2 separate regions of the Homo sapiens genome follow, and region 2 is linked to region 1. The links are chromatin contacts, found by Hi-C or POLR2A ChIA-PET in ENCODE. All regions are on one chromosome and are shown on one strand. Each heading gives the region's core, a stretch centred on a gene start or an enhancer-like site at or near the end of the contact. The rest is flanking DNA. Distances are from core to core; before and after follow the strand shown. Region 1 overlaps MYT1 (myelin transcription factor 1). Region 2 has its middle 13 kb from the start of NPBWR2.

Region 1 (4,246 bases), core at 311-2,810:
AGTGGAGTTTCTGAAGGAGCCTGGAGGCCGTGGCTGCCTGCCCAAACCCTGCTGATGCTGATGAGCGGTTCACTTTCACACAGGGGAGGCTTTTGGTCGTTATTTCTAAAGAAGTTTGGCGTTAAGGTTCTTCACAGGCTCTTAGTCTTAAAAAAGCACTAACTCTCCCAGACGGCCATGTCTCCAGGCCCGAACTGTGCCAAGCTCCTTTCATCCGCCCAAGCATCCACTTCACAGGACAGAAAGGACATGGTGACATTTGGGGCCACTGAGTGCCTGCAGCCACATTTCTCCTCTTAAATTATTCAGGCCCAAATGGGAAAAACCATGGAGACTAATCACGGAAAAGAAAGCAGAATTGGAAAAGGAAAAAGGAATGCAAGAAAGATGGCAAGAGAAGAAGGAAAGAGGGAGAGAGGACAGTCCCAGAAGCTGCAGGACTGAGTGTTTCCTGGGTTTCTAGGACTAGACAAAGTGGGCGGCAGAATGAATGAATAAGTCAATGTGTGCAGCTGCTGTGGTGATCTCAGCCTCAGAAAATGCTTATGTTGAAGCTATTAACTTCCAGGAAGGAAACTTAGATGCTGCACCCCACTCTGTGGGAACTGAAGGGCCTCATGACACACTCCTCCTGGCTGCTGGGGCCAGACCAGCCTCCAGAGGGGAACAGAGACAAGGCTGCTGGTGGGGGCTCTGGGAGACCTAGAGCTTTCTGTCCAGGTCTGAGCCAGCCAAGGTCCCTAGAAGCCTTCAGCAAGTTCATTTCCTCATCTTAGAGGCACCAGTGCCCAGGATCCTGTCTGGCCCCAGAATGGAATAAGCCAGGGTGTGTTGACCTGGATTCAGGGCCCCCAACACAGAGGCCTATGGGAGGGAGGGACACCCCTGGAGAGAGGTGACCTGAGGAGACAAGAATGGGACCCCCTTCCTCCAAGGCCTCAGCTCGGCCCCGGTGCCCAGGAGGAGCTCCCCATGGCTCAGGGTCACACAGGCTGAGGAGTCACAGCACAACTGGAGGCATGAAAACCAAAGGCAGTAACAGTCCCTGACTCCAGCCCCAGGAGGACACTGACCCCTGGAAACCTCTGGGTGCTTGCGCCTGGTTGTGCAGGACTGTCCAGCAAGCTATAGCTGGTGCCTGCAGGGCCTGCCCTGCCCATGTGTTAGGTAGGGGCAGGGAGGTACAGAAGCAGAAACGGGTGAGCCCAGCAAAGAGAAGGCATGAGCATGGGGGGAGGGCATCAGGGCCAAGGCAGAAGCAGCTGGAGCGTGACAGGAGAGGGGAGGGGAAGGAGCTTTCTCTTCATTATCAGCGTTCAGTTCATTTAGCAAGAGCCGCACAGCCTGTGGCCTGCCGAGCCACGGCAGGGCTTACGTTCCCTGGTCGGTTCTGGGCTTTTCCCAAATCTCTAGGGCAGTAAGAAAGCAGGCCCAGACAGCCCTGTCGGGGATCTTCAGGAGAGGCTGGAGGGTGGGGGATGGGTCAAGAGCAGCGCAGGAGCCTGCAGCGACCCCTAGCCCCCAGCGGAGAGGCAAACAGCAGAGCTCAGAGCAGGTGCACACAGGCAGAGCAGCCCCAGCCAAGCAGAATCGGCCCCTCCACGGCCCTGCCCCTCTGCCCATCTCAGGAGAGCTGGGGCCAGCTGAGGCTTGGCACCTTGGAGAAGGCTGATTTTGGCAGGAGCCTCATGGAAGGAGAGCAAAGCGAGGGTGCCGCCCAAGAGACAGGAGGTCAGGGAGCGCAAACATACTTGAGGTCAGCAGAGTGGGCAGCCATGAGGTTTCTGAGGCTCTTGTCAGCAAGAGGGCAACCAGAGAGGCTGAAAGAGAAGAGATGGGATATTGGGGTAAGCCAAAGAGGGAGAGCAGAGGAGGAGGAGAGGAGGAAGACCCACCACGAAGCACCCAGGCCAGACGGACCCGAGCAGGAGACAAACCTGCGGTGGGAGGCGTAGTTCCCGGTGATGTGGCCGCTGCCGTCACAGCCAGGGGTGGGACAGCTGGACAAAGGAAAAAGAGTGTCAGACCGGAGAGTGGTGTGTACCTGCCCCCCAGGCTGAGCCTGCTCTGCGAGGGAGACTGGTGCCCACTCCTGGCTCACCCGCGAGCCAAGCGGTGGCCCCTCCTCCACTCAGTCCTTGGAGGACAGCCGGTGCCTCTCAGGCTGGAAGTTTCTCCCACACAACTTAACTCAAGAAGAAAAAGTAACCAAATTAAAGTTGAGCTTAAAGTTAGGATGCCTCTGACGCACATGTGCTGTGTGTGCACGTGTATGTGCCCACGAATATTTAGGCAGAGGAGCTCCTTCCCTTCTCCAGGCCCTGAAGCAAGGCCTTCCCTGGATCCAGCCACTCCCAGGAGGGCAAGCTACAAGTGTGAGGGTACAAGAGGGGTTCAGGTTGGGGAGAAGAGGGACCCCAGAAATGTACTCTGAGCACATGTGAGAGCTGGATCACCTGTGGAGCAGGTGCCAGGCACAGCCTCTCACAGTCCCCTAGGACAGGTGGCTGGCAATGAAGGCTGACCAGAAGGTCATTGACATCTGATTCATATCCATCAGCAACTCTGTCTGTTCCAACCCCATGCGGACCAGCTCAGACACGCAGCCTCTGGGCCAGCCAGGCTGACAGAGTTGAGGGTGGTGAGCCCTAAGGCAGTACATTCCAGGCCTTGGCCATGGAGCCCAGGGCAGAACGTGCCCAGCTGCGGCCTCAGGGAGAGGGCCAGGCCTCTGGGTGCCCCGAGGGCTTCCTGCAGAGCTCTCTGAGGAGCTCTCCTCCACTCTGCCCCTGCCCTGCTCTGTCCTGCTTGGTGAGCTTGGCCAGGGGATTTCTTTGTTCTTAATCACTTTTAGAAGATTGCAGTAAAGCCCAGCACAACACAAAGGTGTTGGGAAACCTCTGAATACCCTGGCTCCTGTCACAGGCTGCCTGGCTCGAGGTGGTCAGGACAGGTCGGGGAAAGCCTGAGCAGACCCGGTCGTCATGGGTTGGGACCAGGGCCTGTTCCTCCCCAGGCCACAGAGGGTCCCCTAGGAGCTGTGCCAGCCAAACAGGGACTTACGTGAGCAGCTCCTTCTTTATGTCCTTGGAGAGAAACTTCAGCTTAAAGTTGGTCAGGGTGACTTCCCCCGGATACTTCCGCTCCTCAAAATTCTCTTCCGACACTTCCTGGTCATCTGCTTCAGAAGAAGCAAAAGAATGGGCTGCTGGCTCTGACTGCAAAAAACCAGCAGGAAGATGTTTTAACCGGCTGGCGGGGAGGCCTGGGCGCCCAACCCAGTGGGCGAGGGAGAGGGACCCTTCAGGACAGTGTCCACAGAAGCATCTCCCGGAGTCTCCTATCTTCTGGATAAGGGAGGAAGACTTAACTCCCCCCAGCAAAACACAGAAGACAACACCCCTGAGGGGCTGGATCCCTCCCCTGCTTCAGCCAGAGGTCCTGCGTTGCCCTAGAAATGAGGCCTGGTGCTGCCCAGTGTGGCAGGCTCCTGACACCCTCCCTGGCCTCCCTCCGCCACATCACTCCGCAGCGTAAACATCAGGATACAGTTCCCTTCAGAGCCAGGGATGGCACTCAATAGACAGTAGGCACTAAATAAGTGTTACCGAAATGCCATGAAGATGAGATGGCACAACGAGGGTAATAACATACAAATTACAACAATCGCAGTAACCTCGAAACCACCTGGCCCGACACGCCCACCAGTGCGATGCCTTGACCACAGCAGGTGCTTGATAAAGGCTTCGAACTGAATGCTGGGTATGGAGGCTCAGAGCTGTGGACACAGATAAGCAGGGCGTAGTCCCTCCCACGGAGGGGCCAGGGGTCCAGGAAGGGTCAGAAGGCCAACATTCTGCAGGATGCTGTAACCAGAGCTCAAAATCCTGTCCTGACAGGCACTCGCATGTGTCCCAGGCAAGTGGCTCAGGCTCTTGGGGCCCAGGTGCCACTCTGTCCAACTTGAGATAACAGCAGCCCCTCAAAGGTTTTTGGGGGTCAAATGAGGAAATGCCCGTGAAGCCCACAGCCCAGCATAATAACAGTCTTCGGATAATTGGACCTCGTTGTGGGTTCCCAGGCTGCTCGTCTATGAAATGGGGTGACCTGAGGGTGGTGTGAGGGCCGGTAAGGAAGTCTGCCTCCCACTGAGGCCGGATTGTGGAGGGGGCCTGATCCAGCCCCCACCCTTCATAGGGGCCTGATCCAGCCCCCACCCTTCATAGGGGCCTGATCCAGCCCCCAC
Region 2 (3,977 bases), core at 459-2,958, 100 kb after region 1:
CAGGTGTGTGCCACCACGCCTGGCTACATTTTTTGTATTTTTAGTAGAGACGGGGTTTCACCATGTTGGCCAGGCTGATCTCAAACTCCTGACCTCAAGTGATCCACCCACCTCAGCCTCCCCAGGAGCTGAGAACTCTGGCAGGGAGACTCTGTGGTGTAGGAACCCCAGGTCTCCAGCCATGTCTGAAAAACAGTGTTAACCCACGGCTTCACCCCAGCTTTGAAACACCTGGGTGTTCTTCAGAAATACCTGCTATAGTTTGGACGTTTGTCCCCGAACCTCATGTTGAAATTTAATCCCCGATGTTGGAGGCGGGGCCTGGTGGGAGGTGTTCGGGTCATAGGGAAGGATCCAGAATGAATGGTTTAGTGCCCTCCTCATGGTGATGAGTGAGTTCTTGCTCTATTAGTTCCCACACGAGCTGGTTGTTTTAAAAAAATCCTGGCATCGCCCCTCTCTCTCGCCTCTTCTCTTACCATGAGACACCTCCCGCCATGAGTGCACGCTCCCTGAGGCCTCCCCAGAAGCAGGTGCCGGCACCGTGCTTCCCGTACACCCTGCAGAACCGTGAGCCAAACAAACCTCTTTTCTTTATAATGGCCCAGCCTCTATCCTTCTCCTCACCTAGGAAAAAGAAAAAGAAATTACCCAGCCTCAGATATTCCTTCATAGCAACACAAAACTAGGACAACACTGGTGCCCAGGCCCCAGCCCAGACCAAGCACATCAGAGCCTGGGCATGGGGGTGGAACCAGCTCCAGTGAGCTCCTGAAGTCCCCAGGGGATTCTGTGCACATCCAGGGTGGAGAACTTGGCCGTAGACAGTCCAGACAAAAATATTCTTTATACGATTAGCACAGAGTTGTTGTTTAAACTCAGTGGTAAGAACAGAACACAAGAGTTTTAACAGGAGTCATAGTTTTCACCATTAAGAATCTTTACCTACTATTGGAATCCAGGTACACACATTTACCCTGGGGTTTAATTTGCTGTGTAAAATTGACTTGGTTCTTTTACAAATTGCTGGCAAGTTGAGGTTGGGGCCACCACAAAACAAGTCTCTAGCAAGACAAAGAGCATAGTTGTGTGTTTGGGTCTCTCCACACCAGAATGGAGCTCCTTGTGGGCAGAGGCTGGCTTGCCCCTTGTCTTAGTCTGTTTCCTGCTGCTTATAACAGAAACTGGGTAATTTAAAAGAAACAAAATGTATTTCTTACAGTTCTGCGGGCTGGGAAGTCCAAGGTCAATGGGCCACATCTGGTGAGGTTTTCTTGCTGGTGGGAACCCCAGAGTCCCAAGGCAGTGCAGGGCGTCGCATGGTGAGGGGCTGAGCGTGCTGGCTCAGGTCTCTCTCTTCTTATAAAGCTACTAGCCCCACTCCTATGATAACCCATTAATCTATAAATAAATTAATCTATTCATGAGGGCAGAGCTCTTGTGACCCAATCACCTCTTAAAGGCCCCACCTCTCAATACTGCCACATTGGGGATTAAATTCCAACTTGAGTTTTGGAGGTGACAAATATTCAAACCACAGCATCCTTAAATCATCAGAGACTGGCCTGCCTGCCCCCATGTCCACTCGAAAATGAATGCCGCGCAAGCCCCCACCCCCACCCTACTGAATGGTCCCTTTTCCTCTGCAGCAGTTCTCGGAACTGGCCACTGGGGGTCAGGGTTGGTCCGCGTCGCACAGAACCTGGCTCAGCCAGGAGCCACAGGAAGGACCCTGTTCCTCTACCCCAGCCAAGGGAAAACGGCGGCCCCTCTGTGGTTCAGCAGAGCTAGTCCAGGAACAGTGGGGCTTCAAAGTGCTTCCCCTCCATGGCAGAGCCAGCGCTGGCCTGCTGGTCTCCCAATTCTTTGCCCAGGCTAAGAAGGGCGCACACACACACACACACACACACACACACACACACACTCTCTCTCTCTCTCTCTCTCTCTCTCTCTCTACCTCCGGGAAGTTCTCCCTGCCTGTGGCTTGCAGCTTGCTGCCGCTCACCAGCCTCCCGTCCTACTCACAGCTGACTTGAGGTCAGTGCTCCCTCCAAGCATCCACCTGAGCTGCCCAGGCCCAAGGCCGAAACCCCAGACCAGGTCCAGAGCAGCACGGGCAGGTGGGACCTCAGATGGGGCTGGCCCAACACGTGCAAGCCTCCAGCCTGAGGCAGGAAAATTACGATCCCCATTTGACAAGTGAGGAGACAGAGGCTCAGAGAGGTTGGGTAACTCACCCTGGGCCACACAGCAAGGAAAAAGCCAGTCCCAGACCTGTACTCCTGACCTCCACCTGGTCTGCTCCCCTCAGGAGACTATCTAGGCCACAGTGGCACCCTTGACTGGCCTGAGTTGGGAGCACAGGTCCACAGGGCTCTTTACCCGGTTCCACGGCAACAGTCCCCAGGCCACATACCTATGAGCACAGTTTGGACAGTGGAGCAGTCTCTGGCCCGACCACAGGCAGCACCCCAGGAACTCCACGTGCCTTCGGGGTGCACTCAAGTGGGTGGGGAAGAGGGGCCTAGAGCTCCACCTCAGCCTCCTTTGTCCTGAGTGAGCAGGGCCCCACTCACCTCCCCGAGCAGCCAGAGATGTGACGGAGCCTCTGTGGGCAGAAAACATCTCCCAGGTGATAAGCAGCAGGTATGAGGTCTCCCTGGTGAGAGTGTGAGCTCCCCACATTCAACACTGCCGGAGCCCTGAGAGGAAGCCACAGGCTCTGGGAAGCTCCGTGCGGAAGCTGAGTGCCCTGTTGCTCCACGGTTAGCAAGCACGCTCCAGGGAAACTCCATCAGAGCCTCCTGTTCCCATCTGCTAGATGGGATGACAGTAGTACTGCCCCTGGCCATTGTGGAGACAAAATGAAACACGGATGTATCTTTAGCTGTCAGCACCCGGCACATAGGAGGCATTCAGAACCAGAGACAGACCAGGAGGAGGCTCAGATCCCAGGAGTCGGCAAAGGTGGAGATGGAAGGAAGTGAGGTGGGATGGGGCCCAGCCATGCTGGAGGAACTGGGGCTGTCTTCTGGCTGAGCCCAGGCCTGCCCCCCTCCCGACATCAGGGTGCCCTCATGCCCCACACAGCTTTGCCCAGGCCCTCCCCACCACATCAGGGTGCCCTCATGCCCCGCACAGCTTTGCCCAGACACCCCCCCCCACATCAGGGTGCCCTCATGCCCCGCACAGCTTTGCCCAGACACCCCCCCAACATCAGGGTGCCCTCATGCTCCGCACAGCTTTGCCCAGACACCCCCCCCAACATCAGGGTGCCCTCATGCCCCGCACAGCTTTGCCCAGGCCCCCCCGCCACATCAGGGTGCCCTCATGCCCTGCACAGCTTTGCCCAGACACCCCCCACCATATCAGGGTGCCCTCATGACCCGCGCAGCTTTGCCCAGACACCCCCCCCCAACATCAGGGTGCCCTCATGCCCCGCGCAGCTTTGCCCAGACACCCCCCCCAACATCAGGGTGCCCTCATGCCCCGCACAGCTTCGCCCACGCCCCCCCCCGCCACATCAGGGTGCCCTCATGCCCCGCGCAGCTTTGCCCAGACACCCCCCCCAACATCAGGGTACCCTCATGCCCCGCACAGCTTTGCCCAGACACCCCCCCCACATCAGGGTGCCCTCATGCCCCGCACAGCTTTGCCCAGACCCCCCCACATCAGGGTGCCCTCATGCCCCGCACAGCTTTGCCCAGACACCCCCCCCACATCAGGGTGCCCTCATGCCCCGCACAGCTTTGCCCAGACCCCCCAACATCAGGGTGCCCTCATGCCCCGCACAGCTTTGCCCAGACACCCCCCCCAACATCAGGGTACCCTCATGCCCCGCACAGCTTTGCCCAGACACCCCCCCCCACATCAGGGTGCCCTCATGCCCCGCACAGCTTTGCCCAGACACCCCCCCAACATCAGGGTGACCTCATGCCCCGCACAGCTTTGCCCAGACACCCCCCCCAACATCAGGG

The links. Hi-C counts contacts between places; a loop is a spot of excess contacts on that map. ChIA-PET counts read pairs that join two places held with the same protein, here RNA polymerase II (POLR2A).
Region 2: a map of Caco-2 shows a loop between it and region 1 (2.2-fold over the local background). The contact joins two enhancer-like sites. A Hi-C loop is called at or near these places in 1 of 168 maps with a recorded cell type or tissue (Caco-2). POLR2A ChIA-PET finds 5 or more read pairs at or near these places in 2 of 52 experiments (HepG2 and activated T-cell).

What each region holds. Positions count from the first base shown.
Region 1 is chr20:64,220,865-64,225,110 of GRCh38, reverse strand. It overlaps MYT1 (myelin transcription factor 1), which reads right to left. Exons shown (of 23, transcript NM_004535.3): 14 at 3,064-3,218; 15 at 1,938-2,000; 16 at 1,752-1,820. Among named protein-coding and RNA genes, the nearest start is that of PCMTD2, 33 kb to the left of the region's middle. RefSeq lists an enhancer at 718-1,573. Within about 2 kb of position 1,560, at least 7 of the 41 ENCODE cell types and tissues checked have a DNase peak (open chromatin) inside an H3K27ac peak, as active enhancers do.
Region 2 is chr20:64,118,307-64,122,283 of GRCh38, reverse strand. No RefSeq gene overlaps it. Among named protein-coding and RNA genes, the nearest start is that of NPBWR2, 13 kb to the right of the region's middle. RefSeq lists enhancers at 1,574-1,868, 1,537-2,036. Within about 2 kb of position 1,708, at least 2 of the 41 ENCODE cell types and tissues checked have a DNase peak (open chromatin) inside an H3K27ac peak, as active enhancers do.